Linked DNA regions of Mus musculus: region 2 is linked to region 1. A link is a contact called in ENCODE POLR2A ChIA-PET data. All regions are on one chromosome and are shown on one strand. Each heading gives the region's core, a stretch centred on a gene start or an enhancer-like site at or near the end of the contact. The rest is flanking DNA. Distances are from core to core; before and after follow the strand shown. Region 1 holds the start of Mib2 (mindbomb E3 ubiquitin protein ligase 2). Region 2 holds the start of Slc35e2 (solute carrier family 35, member E2).

Region 1 (3,977 bases), core at 518-3,017:
TCAGGCTAGCCAGGGCCATTTAGTGAGACCCCATCACAAAAACCAACTAATCTACTAACCAACCACCCACTCAAACAAACTAGAAACCTGGGAACACATTCTAGGCTGGAGCTAGAAGAGGTGACTTAGTCCCTAAACCCCAGCACTTGAAAGGCTAAGATTGTAGGACTACAGAGCTACAGTGTTGGAGGTCAACCTGGGCAAAAGTAAGATGCTGTCTCAAAATAAAAATAGCCTGTAAAATGACTTAGCAGGCAAAGACGCTTGCATGAGCCTCTGACTGCACATGTAGGTTATTGTTGTATACCGGCCCGCGGCCCACTTGGGCCTACACCTGGGAGGCAGGCTGGGGCTGAAAGAGACTAGACTTCGAGAGAAATTAATGGAGACCAAGACATGATTCTGTTCAAGGCCCGCCAGTTTACTAAGAGAGTGTGCTCATAACAGGGAAGGCCCATCCCCTGCCAGTCCATTTCTGGTGTCTGGAGCCAGCCTGTAGGCGACTTGCAGGATAGGGTGTTCTTCAGGTATATCTCAGCGGCCTCTCAGCAGGTAGCAGTGTCTTGGAGGAGCAGTGGCAGGTGGCAGAACAATAGAGCCATCTAGGCAGGAAGGCTCCACCCCAGGTAATCTCCCTAGTGGCCTCAAGGTCAAGGTCTGGATCAGCTTGTTTCAGGCTGGGGGAGGTTACAGCTTATGGCACTGGTGTCCCCTCCCTCAACAAAAATAAATAAATGTAAAGAAAAGAACAAAGAACAATTACGATTGTGCCGGAATAGACTGGGTTCATATGTGGTAGTGTGCAGCAGTGGAATACACCTAGACAGCAAGCTGGTGAGGGGACAGTTACAATACATATGGAGGTAACTTGCACATGGGGGCAAAGCTTGTGGGGAGAGTTGCTGGAGAACTATGTTGTTGTGGTCTGAGGAACTTCATAGAACTGTCTAATACATGTAAATCAAGGCAGTATACTGTTTATAAACACAAAGGCCAGGATGACTGCTTGTTAACTTTATGCCTGTAGGACTAAAATCAGTAGCTGGGTAGGGGGTTGCTCAGTAGGTCTGAGTTGATTCCCACCCCGCTCCAGATAGAGGATAGGAAAACAAAAGAAAAAAGATGGGCGCAACTCTGATTATAAAATAAATTAAGTCGTGCAGGGTGTGGTAGTGCATGCTTTAATTTCCAGCACTCTCGAGGCAGAAGCAGGTGGGGCTCCATGAGCTCGGGGTCAGCAGGATCAACATAGTGAGGCCCAGGCTATGTTGCAATATGTTGCTACACGTTGCTACATAGTGAAACCTTATTTCAAAAAGAAAAAAAAAAGCCAAAAGAATTACTTTGGATGCGTTTTCGCTACATCTCTGGAAACCCCACCCATTTCAGGCAAGACGTCACCCGAAACTTCTGTCTCCAAGGCAACAGAGAGCGTCCTGGGAACTAGTACTGCGCAGGAGACCTGTGCAGGGCTGGCTCCGCCCACACGCACTTCCGGGTGCGACTTTGCGCCCATCCCCTTTCAACGCTCCCTCTCTGTTCCAAGAATGCCGAGACGCAGGCATTTCCAGTTTCTTCTTTAGAGAAACAGAGCTCCCGCTGACCATGCATAACGCGTCCGTCGGTCCCTTTGCTACCAGACCAGACGTGTACGTCATGCTCGGGGTGCCTTGGTAGCTATAAGCCCCGCCCCCTGACCCTAAGCATAGTGCGTCACGCGCAGAGCCTCCTGGGAGTCGTCTGTCCCGCCCCCGGGCTGGCTCTGCAAACTACAGCTCCCGGCAATCTGTGCGGCGCCCCGCGACTGTAGTCGGGGAGCCGTGGTGGGGCTCCCTGGTGGGCTAGCGCAAGAGAGGCGGCCTTGCTAAACACTGTTAGGGGGCGGAGGACGGCGGGCTGCAGCTGGCGTCTCGGTGGCGAGCCGAGGCTCCACTGTCAGCCTCTGCGCTGCTCAGGGGCGGGTATTCCTGGGCCGAACGAGCGCGGAAACTCTTGGCAAGTGGGGGGCCGGGCCGGGCGTCCTCCCAGCGACGGGGGCGGTGGCACGGGGCCTAGGGGTCCTGATCGTCCTGACGGGGCTGCGGTTTTGTTGGCTGACCTCGGCCCTTCAGCGCGACGGGCTTTTGGTGCTTCTCCCCCTGGACCCAGCTCGTGCCCGTTGCGCGTTCTCGGTGCGTGGGGGTGATGCAGCGTGTCCCAGCCACCAGACCCATGGGAGCTTTTTAAGGCGACCAGCGGCCTCTGTCCCTTCTCAGATGTTAACTGCGTCTCAGCACCCCTGGCCATAGGTTTGGATCTCCTGGGGCTTTCAGAGAGGAAGGTCAGCACGGCGGAGGCCAGTCCCAAGTCTCCAAGCATCAGGGCTCCTGCCCGATTCTCAAGGCGGGTGGGGGACACTGGACCTCCAGACAGGTGAGCGCTTGACAGTTCGGGTTTGGTTTGTTTCTCTTGAGGATGCCGTCTGATGTGTCAGGGTTTGTGTTTCTGTTTAAATGTGCTTGAGTGGACTGGGCAGTGAGAAATCGTCCTTTCTGCCTCCTTTGGGTTCAGAACCAATAAGAAAAGCAGAGATGCCAGGAAGGCTCTTAAGGAGCTAGTGGGCTTGGGGACAGAGCAAGATTGGCTGCTTATAGAATGTCTCCTGGCTATATATTCCACTGTGGCCTGTTGCTTCTGATGCAACAAGTATCTGAATGTCATTATCCCACCCAAGGTCAGCCCTAGGCAGGGTGGTGAACCCCAAGCTACAGTGTACCTAGAGTTCCCCAGAGATTAGTAGCCATGATACCCCTGAACCTTAATGATGTCCCCCAGCAGATGTCTTGGTGCAGGGTAGATCTGGTTTCCTGGCCTCTGTGTCTTCAGTTGACATTCTTGTTTGATTCTACTAGCATCTAGGACATCCACCTGCCTAGTAGGGGCCTCTGATGAACCAGTTTTGTTAGACATTTTTCAATTCAACAGTATCTCCGACACCACCAGAGGTATAGGGAGATATACTCGAGTCCTGAATCCTCTCTATGTCATGTAGTTTTATTCATTTGAATAAAGGCAATCTGCTAACTTTTATACTATAACATGACTTAATTTTTTTTTAAAGATTCATTTATTTATTATATGTAAGTACACTGTAGCTGTCTTCAGACAATCCAGAAGAGGGAGTCAGATCTTGTTATGGATGGTTGTGAGCCACCATGTGGTTGCTGGGATTTGAACTCTGAACCTTCGGAAGAGCAGTCGGGTGCTCTTACCCACTGAGCCATCTCACCAGCCCATGACTTAATTTTTGTGGCTGATTGGAGATTCCCAATAAAATATTCATATAATAAGGGGCAGCATCCCCCTACATTGTCCTGATAATTCTGACCTATTAAATGTCCTGGCATGGTGTCCCACAAATGCTTTTTTTACCCCCAAAGATTTATTTATTAATTATATGTAAGTACACTGTAGCTGTCTTCAGACACACCAGAAGAGGGAGTCAGATCTCGTTATGGATGGTTGTGAGCCACCATGTGGTTGCTGAGATTTGAACTCAGGACCTTCGGAAGAGCAGTCGGTGCTCTTAACCACTAAGCCATCTCACCAGCACCCCCACAGATTCTTTTAATCCCAACACTTGAAAGGAATTTGGTCTGTATAGTGAGATCCAGGCTAATGAAGGCCACATTAAAAAAAAAAGAGAGAGAGAGAGAAGAAGAAAGTTTGTTTGTTTAAGGAAGGAACACTGGTAGCAACAGCAGGCAGAATGGTCACTATCTAGTTTTGGTAGTAAATACTGTGTGTAAAACTGCCTCTAAAATGATCTTTCCCCAGCCTGGCTCCCTGACTTCCTGTTTGGTTTGCTGTATTCTGTGTTGGCAATGGCTGCTAGTTTCTCACAGGAAGTTTTGGTGGCTGAGCCAATTTGTGGCCCAGGAAGTAGCAACTAAATGCCTGGGATGTTGACTAAAGGCTTCTTTGTGTCCTAAGGTGAG
Region 2 (3,977 bases), core at 960-3,459, 68 kb after region 1:
AATCCTGGCTCACGATGTCATTTTTATCCCATTCAGCATTATATCTTTCCATATTCTAGTTCCATGGACCCCAGGTTAAGAATGTCTGGGCTGCTTGCTTTGGGGGGGAGGGGTGAACCAGCCCTTGCTGGGGGTGGGGGGCGCGGGTCTAGGCTGGTGCAATGGCTCAGGGAGTAAAGAGACTTTCTCACATTCCACATCCACATATGTGCCATGACATAAATAATGGGGTCACTCAAACTTTTAGTGGAGGACAGACCACTGGTAGAGGGCTAGCCTAGCAAAGCCCTAGATTCAATCCCCAATAGAAAATGGAGGGACAGGAAGGGGGAGAATAGGGTTAGATATAAGGAAATGTTTGTTCTGAAACAGAGGACTGAGGTACTCAAATACTTGGCCAAGACATCTGGACTGGTTAGTGGTTATTTAATGAAAACAATACATCAAGTCTCCAAGTACCATGCATGTCTAAAAGTTTATCTAAGGGAAATAATAACTCAGAAAAGGGCCTGCATGGGCTCACAATCTGCCCCCCATCCTGCTTCTAACAGTGACACTTCACTCAGTAGTGAAGAATTTGTACGGAAGGGACAGTCACTCACTCCTGACTAAAGTAGCACATTGCACCCTGTGGCTTTATGATAGTGTTTATCACTTCTGAAGAATGGATCTTTTCAGGATCACTGGTGTGGTGTGCTCAGATTAAGACATAAACAGTTGGGGACATCCACATTACCAGCCACAGGATCTCCATCTTGTGGACAGGTCCTTCATGTTGTTCTGTCTCTCCATCTTCTGCACTGGAAATGAATCACTTTAATATAAAAGCCTTCCTATCTCTTCACTTAATGGGCCTTCTTTTGCTATTTAAAATTCTCTCGGTGTGCTTTCAAATGTGCTCTGCAACCAGGGATACTTGTAGTACAGTCCCATAATTGCGGTACTGAGAGGATGAGGCAGGAGGGTCACAAGTTTAAGGCCAGACTGGGCTACCCTGTAAAGATCCTGTCTTAAAAGAAAAAAGAAAAAGAAAAAAAAGCACAAAAAATTATTTTCCAGTTTTTTTTAATAGAGTACATTCATCCCATGAGCGGGCGACTAGACAAACACTGAACAAGGGCCCCCCCACCCCCACCCCCAGTCTGCAGTTTTACTTTTTGTTTTATTTTGCATTTCAAGGGTTCAAAACATCAATGCTGCAAAGAGCCTGTTTCATGCCTGAAAAGTACCGGTTGGAGAAAAACCGCTGGCAGGCTAAAATAAAGTTGAGGCTTGGGACCTGGCTGAGTCGCCCATTCCACGGCACAAAATAAGACGTTTGGGGAGGCAAAATCAGTACACGCCGACAGATGACAGGGTGCCTGCACCTGTCATTGGGTATCGCTTCCTTTCCGGCGCCTGCTGCAGTCACAGCCCGCCCGCGATCCCCCCGCCCCGGTGCCCATCACTGTCCCCACCCTACCTGTGCGTCCAGCCCGGCGAAGCCCGCCACCTGCGCGCCCGGTGCCAACCCGGGCTGACTCCAGGACGGGATGCCCCCGGCCCCCGATGGGGTTCAGTTCTGGGGCTGCCACTGGAGTTTATGCAGAGCCTCAGCCCACGCCCACGGAAGATGCAGCCCGCGCCCGCCTCGGGGCCGAGCAGCTTTAGGCAGAGCGGTCCAGAGTCAAGGGCGAGAGCCGCGAGCCCTCCCACAGCCCTCCTAAGGGTTTAGATTTGGGACACACACACGGGTGGGCGGGGAGAGAGCCGGACGTGACGCACCGGAAGCTGTTACGGGGGGGGGGGGAAGGACACACTCCACACAGGCACACAATGGCACCTTCCAGAACGTTCCACCGCGGCCCACCACGGGGAGCCAGGACACCCTCACGGCGCGTTCGCACCTTCCGTAGCGGCCCACCGCAAACCACGGGGCGGGCGACGATGCGGGGCCACAGCACCGCCTTGCGGCCTCCTGTGGGCGCCTCCGGAGCGTCCCACCTCTGCGGGGTCCGCCATGCTGGGCCAGCGTGCAGGTGTCGCTCCTCTGGCCTGTGGTACATTCCGGAACGTTCCACCGAGACCAAGGTGAAGGAGCCAATCCTCTGAGGCCGCGAAGGTGCCGCCCTCTAGGTCAGACCCAGGGGCTTGATTTCAAGGATCCTAAAATCTGACCAGAAAGTCACAAGACGAGAAGCGCTCAGTGGCGAACGTGCGAGGAACCCCCGTGCTCTCCGAGTCTTGGACGCTGCCGGGATGGGGGCGGGGTCAGCACCATGGGGGCGGGGCCAGCAGCATAGCGACGGGGCGCTCATTGGTCGAGCCTCAGAGGCCCCGCCTTCCTGCAGGACGCTTGCTCTGTCGCCTGATCTCCCCAAGTAGCCGCCGGCTGTGAGATGCTTCCTGGCCCCTTTTATCCCTGAAGGTCATTTTGTGGAGAGGTTTGAGGTTGTGCCTTGCCTCAGCTCTGCTTTTGGTGAAACCTTCCTTTGTTTTTTTCTTGGTTGTTTGAAAACTAGTAAGGTTTCTCCTTCAGATCTCGCACAGTGAGTTGGAGCTTCTTAAACCTTTTCCACTAGAAAACCCTTTCCATATGCAAATCAAACGTTTACTGATAATCAACCTTAAGTCTATCTTAAAACAATTCTTTGCCCGGTGCCGGAGACCAGCCTGGTCCACTTAGTGAGTTCCTGGACAACCAGGTCTATGTAGAGAGACCCTGTCTCAGCAAACAAAAAACAAGTCTTTAGAACACAATGGCACAGTGCAGTTTTACCACTTAAAAGCAAAGGCAAACTGGCTTACGAATGAGAAGATGTGCTTTTTAAATTTTCGCACAGATCATTAAATCTTGACTGAATATCCCATACCACTGGACATAGAGTATCTTCAGCATTTTTCAGAGTTGATGTTTTGATTTTATCAAAACCAAAGTGTGTTTGATTTTGTTGAATTGACGTATGTTTTAGAACCGTATCAGTTGGAAATTCTGTCCTAACCACAAGCCAAGTTTTAACGATTTTTAAAAATGAAACTCAACTCAGAAACTTACGCAAGAATTTTGTTGTTGTTGGGTTCTTTCCTTTGTTTGTTTTTGTCTTTTAAGATAGTGTCTCACTGAGCCGGCATGGTGGCACACACCTTTAATCCCAGCACTCAGGAGGCAGAGGCAGGGGAATTTCTGAGTTCGAGGCCAGCCTGGTCTACAAAGTGAGTTCTAGGACAGCCAGAGCTACACAGAGAAACCCTGTCTCGAAAAAAAAAAAAAAAAAAAAAAAGATAGTGTCTCACTATGTACCCCTGTCTGGCCTGGAACTCACTGTGTACATCAGGCTAGTCTTGAACTCACAGAAATAGACATCTCTGCCTCTCACACTCTGGAATTATGCGCACCTATGTAAGCATTTTTTAATTGAGTTGTTTTATTTGGTCATTGTTGTTTTGTATTTGTTTTGTTTTGAGACAGGGCTGGTGTATCCCTGGCTGGCTTCGGATTTGATGTACAGCCAGGGCTGACCCTGACCTTGCTCTTACCCCACAGTGCTCAGATGACAAGCATGTGTTACTATGCCTGGTTCAACTAGTAATTTTTTTAAATTTAATTATTTATTATGTGTAAGTACACTGTAGCTGTCTTCAGACACCCCAGAAGAGGGCATCAGATCTCATTTTGGATGGGTGTGAACTACCATGTGGTTGCTGGGATTTGAACTCGGTACCTTCAGAATAGCAGTCAGTGCTCTTAACCACTGAGTCATCTCTCCAGCCCTCAACTAGTAATTTTTAAAGTGATCCTGACAATACAATCCTAAAACCTACTAATAAGCAGTAGGAAAATATCAAGAGTCCTTGCTTTCTATAATTAAAACATTGTGCTTCTAAAAGCAAAAAAACATATGTACGCTAGGAAACACTGCTGCTCATAAATTGGTGTTCTCTTATGGGAGCTGAGGTGTTCTTGCAGCAATGATTGGTTGGTGTTATTTGGTATGACT

Evidence for each region. ChIA-PET counts read pairs that join two places held with the same protein, here RNA polymerase II (POLR2A).
Region 2: POLR2A ChIA-PET joins it to region 1 with 10 read pairs in embryonic stem cell. The contact joins the promoter of Slc35e2 here to the promoter of Mib2 in region 1. POLR2A ChIA-PET finds 5 or more read pairs at or near these places in 4 of 5 experiments (Patski and embryonic stem cell).

What each region holds. Positions count from the first base shown.
Region 1 is chr4:155,667,009-155,670,985 of GRCm38, reverse strand. Mib2 (mindbomb E3 ubiquitin protein ligase 2) reads left to right here and starts at 1,767. Exons shown (of 20, transcript NM_001369164.1): 1 at 1,767-2,412; 2 at 3,817-3,972.
Region 2 is chr4:155,599,648-155,603,624 of GRCm38, reverse strand. It overlaps Slc35e2 (solute carrier family 35, member E2), which reads right to left and starts at 2,209. Exons shown (of 9, transcript NM_177186.4): 1 at 1,887-2,209.